2 separate regions of the Homo sapiens genome follow, and region 1 is linked to region 2. A link is a loop called in an ENCODE intact Hi-C map of the cell type or tissue named here. Cell type or tissue: PC-3. All regions are shown on one strand. Each heading gives the region's core, and the rest is flanking DNA. Links, peaks and the distances in the headings are about the cores only. Region 1 overlaps EXOC6B (exocyst complex component 6B). Region 2 has its middle 18 kb from the start of CYP26B1.

Region 1 (4,404 bases), core at 278-4,277, 160 kb before region 2:
GGGGATGGTTCTGTGAAAAATAGAAGAAGGAACACCATGAGAATAGGCTCCATTTGAGCTAGAACTTTGACTTTATAGCAAAGGCTGGATCAGCATATGCAAGGATAGGGCACAGATGAATAAAGTCTTCAGCTTCTGGAATGCTTTAGTAGTCTCTGCAAAAAAGATCTATCTCCTTCCCTTGCTTGAGACATTAGTAACTAGAGCCATCAGAGGAAATTAGTAGGAGGAATTGCCAGTAATATGTAACAAATTCTGGGATTTGCTAGAATGTCCTTAATTGATTGGAGGAGAATCTGCTCTAGAACTGCCAAGACTTCATCTCACTTCATACCAGCTTCTTAACTGGGGAGGAAGTGCGTTTGGAAATTCTACCTCAGGGCATTTTTTGATTTAACAAATAGTTCATATTTGGCAGACCAGGACCTCATGAAATAATATCCAAACAGAGCAGAAATCTTTGGTATAGAAAATCATGTAAGATGTCATTTAAGTACCAGGAAAAGACCAAAATTTAATGGGCCAAGTGGCATCATAGCATGTTTGGAAGGCCATTTTCTATTCATTATCCTCTTACTATGAAAATCATTTTAGCACCTCAGGGGTCTAACTTCCTAAAAGTCCCCATGGAATTGTTTCAGGAGATTAGGAATCAGGGGAGAGGGAGTATTCGTAGTAGATGATAACCACACTAAGACCATGGTAGTCTTATGAGAGGTAGACTCCTTTTTATTTTTATTTTAATGGGGAAGGGGTCCTTGAAGGGAAGGTGGAAGGGCTGATGAACTCCACTGTGGTTTTCCTCAGAGAGCAAGCACACCCACTTAGTAGCAATGTAAGCCCCAAACAGTTGGTTCTTTGCACAATTGTATGTGGTAGAAAGGTAACTTCTGGACCTCTTTGAGGGTTGTTCCCTGGAGAGTTTGTGTGTCTGGAAATGCTAGCTCATGAATGACAGGCACTATCATAAATGGCAGATATGTGAAGACAAGCAGCAGTTGAAGGTCCTTCAGTTTGGAGCAGTTCTGACAACCTTTTGGGTAGCAGGAGATAAAATACCAGGCTTTTGACATATTTCCCCATGAAAAATTAATGAGGTTTGGCCTTCTGACTCATGGGCCTCCCAGGCTAAGAGTTTCCATTGTTGCTTTCAACCCATATTGCCACAGTCTAACCAAACGCTGGCTTGCCCAGCACTTTCCGCTTCATCCTTGGAGGCAGAGCCCTACTACTTAGAGGTTCCACCAGAGTATATTATGTTGGTGCAAAAGTAATTGCGGTTTTGCCATTGAAACTAATGGCAAAAACCACAATTACTTTTGCACCATCCTAATAGAACACCCTTTCCATTAGGTGTTAGAATGACCTTTTACAGAACTGTCAGTCTAATCTTTGACAACTCTCCTACCCCTCTGCTTCAGTAGAACAATGACTGTAACTTTTGATGTGGACGTGGTGCCAGCATCACTCTAGATAGCCTCACAGCAAAGTCAGTCAGTTTGAAGGCATTGGTTCCATTCCATTTCAGCTTTTGAGTGAAGAGCTAACAAGCATAACATAGTAAGCCACCTAGCAATTGCTACCTTAGTCCACAGACAGCATTGTCAATCCTCTCACGCTGTATCATAGGGGACCTAGGTAACCTGTGAGACGCCTTGCTGCCTGTCTAGCCTGAGGCATTGCACTACTTTCTGCTTCTCCCAACAAACCAAGCCTGAGGAACTCAGAAGGTTTCTCCCTAACCTCTACCATACAGCATGAATATGCATATCCACAAACATGGAATTTGAAAGTTTTTGAGACAATCACATCTTTATGAGAAGGGACAGGAGAGTCATTACCAGTGAATTTCCCTGGGAGTAGCAGTGGTATCAGAGGCTGTTGTAGTGGTACTGGTTGAATGAAAACTGCTAGGTTTTGAACACGAATCTCATCTTCGTTAACTGCACTGTGTAGCTTTCTACTAGAGGACCCTTACAGGCCAAGGAAAAGCCTTGGAACCCATTTCTAACTACTGCATTCTACTGGTAGCCGGTGGAGGGCAGCAGAGAGTGACACCAAAGGTCCAGATTGAGGCAACTAGGACATAGTTCAGTTTACCAAGAAAGAAGCACCCTTAGCTATAAAAGAATTAACTACCTGGGAGCCACAGTTACAAGCATGGATCCCTGGGGAGCAAGGACCAAAAGGAGAATCCAGAACCCTAATCTGAGTGTTAAAACACTTCCTTCTAGGGCAAGTCCAGGAACCAGGAATGGGTAAAGGTATGAGGTAGGACCGATTATGAAAGGGGAACTGGACAGCATCAGTGAAGGTAGAAAACCGAAAGGACAGTCTAAAGTGTCAAGTCCCAAGAGGACAAGTGAAGATAGAACAGGAATCAGGTTGCTTCTGGACCTCTTTGAGGGTTCTTCCCTCGAGAGTTTGTGTCTGGAAATGCTAGCTCATGAATGAGAGGCACCGTGGGCCATGTCAGATTAAACTATTATAAATGGCAGGTATGTGAAGACAAGCAGAAGATGAAAGCCCTTCGGTTTGTAGCAGTTCTGACAACCTTTTGGGTAGCAGGAGATAAAACACCAGGCTTGAATGAAAGAAAGAAGTACAGTGGGAGGCAAGCCAGAATGAATGAGTTAAAGAGGCAAAAGTACAGTTAGGGAGATCGATCCTCTGAGGCAATGGTACCCAAGGAAGGAGCCTTGTGTAGGGTACATATCTGCAAAGGGAACAATTTCAGACACAACCAGCTATATCTATGGGATTCTCATCTCTTAAATATTAATAGCTGCTTCTTGATTCGCCAGGATCATTTCTTTCTTGGTCTGTTGATTTTAAGGGTAAAATAACTTGTTGAGAATGTGGAGAGAGTGAGAGAGATGATGCGACATTCTCAGATGCGGTTAAGGGATTGTTGTACATGAAATGAAATTCAACGTGGGCATGAAGCCTTTCTGGATAACATTTGTGTGAAAGGACAGCCTGTTTTCCTAGAATAGCTTTTGATATTCCCTTTTCATGTTTTATACTGTAACACTGGCTAAGAATATACAGTAGAAAAGAAAAATGGGCTCTGATGACTAGTTATATAGGCAAGATCCCAGTCAGTCCAGAGACTTAAGATCTGTTCCCAGTAGGTTAGCAGAGAGTTGTGTTTGGAGTCTCTTTATGCTGAATGCTCAGCATTTTTCCAAATCCCCTTAGGTATGAAGAAAGAAAATTCTGCCTCGGTCTATTAAGTTCTAGTGTCTCCCTCTTTTCTTCAACCCCTCAAGCATCAGAAAAATAGGGCTTCTGTAACCACAAATTTCAGGAACCCTCTACTGGGTGGCAGGGCAGCATGGTGATTAGGTTTGGAACTGAGCAGACCTTACGTTACTAGCTGTGACATTTGGCAAATTATTTGACCTCTCTGAGGTGTCATTTCCTAGACTATTAAATGAAAATTTTAAATAGCTTATAAGGCTTATAATGTTGGAGTAAGCATTAAATAAGACAATATAATTATGTTGCTTATGATTCGGTAAGCATTTAATTAATGAAGTAGCTATTATTGTTACTTCTACTATTGCTGTCACTGTACTGTAGTGGCCTACTTAAGAAGTCTGCCTGCATGGAAATGGTATCCAGATGAAAGTCAGGCAACCTGGAGTGATCACTTAACTCTTGCTGATTCATTACATGACAGGATACTTGTGTCTTTGGCTAATGGCTCATACTGGGGCTCCTGCCATTTCTCAGAAAGTAAGGAATTGAGAATGCTAACTATTAAATGTTCTGAGCTCTTCTGAGCATAGAGGTAACTGAAAAGAAATTAAGCCTTGAGTTAATTTTTCATGTTTAATCAAATTACAAGTCATTTGCTTTATTTTTCTCTATTAAGAAGTACTGTTTATGAAAATATTACTATAGTAGATTAAAAATAGTTATCAAAGATGAAAAATAAGCCCTAACTAAATGTTCTATCTTAACACAATTGTTTATTTTGTGGGGCTCTTTCTGGTCTTTTTTTTTATATGCTTATTTGTAATGCCTATGTCCTTTTATATTTAACTTTTTTTTTAAATCCTGCTTTCTCTTTTATTTATTTTGATTATACTTTAAATTCTGGGGTACATGTGCAGAATGTGCAGTTTTGTTACATAGGTATACACGTGCCATGGTGGTTTGCTGCACCCATCAACCCATCACCTACATTAGGTATTTCTCCTAATGCTGTCCCTCCCCTAGCCCCCCACCCCCAACAGGCCCTGGTGTGTGATGTTCCCCTCCCTATGTCCATGTCTTCTCATTGTTCAGCTCCCACTTATGAGTGGGAACATACGGTGTTTGGTTCTCTGTTCTTGTGTTGGTTTGCTGAGAATGATGGTTTTCAGCTTCATCTATGTCCCTGCAAAGGACATGAAC
Region 2 (4,404 bases), core at 332-4,331:
AATAGGCACAGAAAAGCTGCTTCACCTCCAGACATCACATTCACTTTCCAGGCAGGAAGAAGGAAGAAAAGCAAAGAGATAAAGAGCCACGCAGGCTGAATCCCTTTCTTAAAAGCCTATGATTTCCATCTTTACTTAGGCTTACAGATTTACTTTTTACCCTAAAATTATGTAAGTATTCTCAAAATTATTTATTTATATTTATTTTTAGAGCTGGAGTCTTGCTCTGTCACCCAGGCTGAAGTGCAGTGTCATAATCATAACTCTCTGCAGCCTCAAACCTCTGGGCTCAAGTGATCCTCCCACCTCAGCCTCCAGAATGTAAATTATTATTTAAAATTATCTCTTCATATTACTTCCTCTTACATCTTTTTGGCCAGAACTGGATCACATGGGCACCCCCAAACCAGTCATGACCAGAAGGAGTAAGATCATCATGTCTGGTTAATACCAGTCATGGTTCATACCCTGTAAGTTCCTGCAGCTGTAAGCAGGATGTTTTATTCATAGCTTTATCCGCAGTATCTAGAAGAGTTTCTGCCACATAAAATATGCTTAAGAAATTTTGTTGAATGAACTGATTGTATGCATGAATGGAAAGATAAATGGATAGAATAGGGGCATGATATCAAGGTATCTTCACCACTATTTGAGCCAGTCTGAATGCTTTCTGCAGGGAGATGAGGGGGAAATGAATGTTGTCAAGAGATGGGGTCTGTCACAAGATCCTTGACCCATTGATCCTCTTGATGATAATTACATACTTGTTCAGTACATATGAGCAAATATTTTCTCCTAGTCTTCCACTTCCTTTTAAATAAACTTTTTATTTTGGACTAATTTTAGGTTTAGAGATAAGTTGCAAAGTGGTAGAGAGTTTCCAGATATTACTCACTCAGTAAGCCCTATTTTAACGTCTTACATTACAATGTACACTTGTGAAAACTTTTTATACCACATTGGCACATAGTATTAACTAGGACTTCATTCAGATTTCACCAGCTTTTCCAGTAATGTTTTTTTTGTGTTCCAGGATTCAGTGTAGGATACTATATTGCATTTAGCTGTCATATCTCCTTAGTGTCTTCTGGTCTGTGACAGTTTCTCAGTCTTTCTTTCTTTCCCATGACCTTAACAGTTTTTAGGAGTGATAGGTATTTTGTAGAATGTCCCTCACTTTGTGTTGAAGTTTTTCTCTTGATTAGATTGGGCCTATGGATTTTTTGAAAGAATACACCAAAGGCAAAGTGACTTCCTTATCATATATCAGTGTATACATGACATTCACATGACATCACTGGTGATGTTAACCTTCATCACTAGTTAAGGCAGCATTTGCCAGGTTTCTCCACTATAAAATTACTACTTTTCCCTTTCCAGATTCTATTTATTAGAAGCAAATCACTAACTGCAGCCTATACTGAAGGGGCAGGGAAGGGCAGGAGGGTTAAGCTTTACCTCCCACAAAGACTCTCTCAATAAATTATTTGGAATTCTTCTGTAAGAAAGAATTGTCTCTTCAATACTGTTTGTTTATTTGACCAATAATTTAAGTCACTTATTTATATTAGTATGAACTTATATGGATTTTTGGCACTTATTTTGGGCTTTCTTTTTGTATTTATTGAGACGTAACTCACAACATAAAACTCACCATTTCAAAGCATACAGTTCAGTGGTTTACAGTATATTCACAATGTTATGCAACCAACGTCGTCTAACTTCAGAAGATGTCCATCCTCCCAAAAGGAAATTCTATACCTATTAGTAATCACTCCCAATTCCCCTCTTCCCCTCTCCCTAATCTATTTTCTCTCTCTATGAATTTGCCTATTCTGGACATCTCATATAAGTGGAATCATATAATATCCAACCTTTTGTGCCTGGCTTCTGTCACTTAGCATAATGTTTTCAAGGTTCATCTATGTTGTAGCATACTCAGTACTTCATATCTGTTATGGCTGAATAATATTTCATTGTATATGTTTTGTTTATCCATTCATCCATTGATGAGCCCGTGGGTTGTTTCCACTTTTTGGCCATTACTGATAATGCCACTATGAACATCGGTATACAAGTTTTTGTTTGAACATGTGTTTTCAATTCTCTTGGGTATATACCTGGGAGTGAAATTGCTGTGTCATACGGTAACTATGTTTAACTTGTTGAGAAACTGCCAAAATGTTTCCTAAGGCAGTTGCTTCATTTTCTATTCCCATCAGCAATATATGAGGGTTCCAATTTCTCCACATTCTTGCTAACACTTCCTATTTTCCATTTTTTTGTTTATGTTTTTAAGTAATAGTCATCCTAGTGGGTGTGAAGAGGCACCTCACTGTAGTTTTGACTTGAGTTTCCCTAATGACTAATGATGTTGAGAATTTTTCCATGACCATTTGATATACAAATGGTCAATATATACAATATATGTGATATAAAAATGGTCATGATGATGACCATTTTTATATCGTATTCAAATTCTTTTTAAATTGGGCAATTTGTTTTTTAATTGTTGACTTGTAAGAGTTCTTCAGATAGTCTGGATTTTAGATCCTTATCAGATATATGATTTGCAAATATTTTAACCTATTCTATGGGTCTTTTCACTTTTTGACAGTATCCTTGATGCAAAAGGTTTTAAATTTTGATGAGGTCCAAATTTATCCATTTTTTTCTTGTTGTTGCTTGTGCTTTTGGTATAATATCTAAGAATCTAAGAAAGAACTGCTTAATCCAAAGTCAAGAAGATTTATGCCTTTGTTTCCTTCTAAGAGTTTTATGGTTTTAGCTCTTACAGTTAGGTCTTTGATCCACTTTGAACTGATTTTTGTATATGAACAATTCAAATTATATTAGTTTTCCAAACACTATTGTTGAAAAGACTGTTCTTTCCCACTGAATGGTCTTGGCATCCATGCTAAGAATCAATTAATTGTAGATGTATGGCTTTATATCTGGAATCTCAGTTCTCTCCCATTGATCTATGTAGCTATCCTTTGCCTTACGTATTTATTCTATCCTTTGGGTTATAATCCAATTCCATGTTACTTACCTATTTTGTTACTTAAATTATTCCAGGTTTGGTCACTGGGAACTCTTTCAGACTGGCTCTTGTGTGCCTTTGACATACCCTTATCCTTTTGTTTTTTGATGATTTCCTTGCTCTATGATACTCAAGATGCTGCAAGATTATCTTGTACTTTCCCTGTCCTAGCCCTAGCATTAACCAGTTCTTCATGGAGCACTGGTTCCTTTTATTGAAGAGGGGTATTTTAAAATCAAGATCTGGGTGCTGGGTATGCTCATTGCTCCTGGGGTGTCATTGCTTTTATGCTCTCAGCAGACAGCTAGATACTGTATTATGTAAGATAATGCATGTATATACAATATTTCTAGTTGTTTCTGTATCTGTACATCTCTGTGTGTGTTTGTGTTATGAGGCATACTCTCTCTCTCTTTCTCTCTCTCTCTCTCTGTCTCTCTCTCTCTCTATATATATATAAAACTTGAATTCATACTGATGTCTCCAAATGTAATCCAGTACCCCAGGGATCATTCTAGTCTTTCCTTATTGCTTATCTCTCTCCAAGAGTGAGATCCTGTCTCCTGCCATATACTAGCCATTTACTTAGTTATTCAACCCTTGCATACAGTTTCATAATTATTAACCCATACTTCCCACTTTCACCTATTTGTAATGTTTGTTTATGGCATCTTTCATCAGACAGATATTTGAAATTTAATATAGTTTAATCATCAGTCTTTTCCTTTAAGCTCTTGAGTTTTATATCTTACATAAGAAAGCTTTCTCACCCACCACTACCACCAGATTATAAAAATATTTTAGTTTCATTTTATATTTAAATATTAAATCTATCTAGATTTTATTTGGGGTTATATAAAATGCAAATATAACCTTTTTTTTCAAATGGCTATCTGAAGATCCTAAGTGCTTATTATTATCAGTCAACCCATTCCTCACTGCTTTGCAATACATGGGTCTGTTTCTAGACTCTATATTCTACTGGTCTATTTCTGTGCCAATTTGAGATCATTATAATTTATGTAACCTTAAAATATGTTCTGATATTTAATAGAGAAAGTCTCTACTATTGATCTTTTTCAAAAATGTCTAGTCTCTCCTTGTGTGTTTAGTTTCACAGATGAGCTTCAGAATTAGTGAAGTATCATTTTGAAAACCTCTTGTGGATTTTGATTAGGATTACATTGAATTTATTAAATTTGGGGGAAACTGACATCCCAACATGGTAAGTCTCTATTTAGGTCCTTTTTTATGTATTTCACAAAGGATTATGTTTTCTTCCCATAAGTCTTACATGACTCATGAATTCACATTACTCAAATGAATTCACATGAATATGCACATTATTTGTTATATATTTG

The links. Peaks named below come from ENCODE experiments on the same cell type or tissue, not always from the same donor. Only the 100,000 strongest peaks of a DNase experiment are listed, where the experiment ranks them.
Region 1: a loop joins it to region 2, with 2.3 times the contacts of the local background. A loop is called at or near these places in 3 of 110 quality-filtered maps.

Annotation. Positions count from the first base shown.
Region 1 is chr2:72,323,669-72,328,072 of GRCh38, reverse strand. All of the region lies in intron 20 of EXOC6B (exocyst complex component 6B), which reads left to right. Among named protein-coding and RNA genes, the nearest start is that of CYP26B1, 180 kb to the right of the region's middle. In PC-3, for the core only: a CTCF peak has its summit at 2,024 (motif pointing right); no DNase peak of the experiment used is centred there.
Region 2 is chr2:72,163,798-72,168,201 of GRCh38, reverse strand. No RefSeq gene overlaps it. Among named protein-coding and RNA genes, the nearest start is that of CYP26B1, 18 kb to the right of the region's middle. In PC-3, for the core only: no CTCF peak of the experiment used is centred there; a DNase peak (open chromatin) is centred at 2,161; H3K27ac peaks cover 510 bases.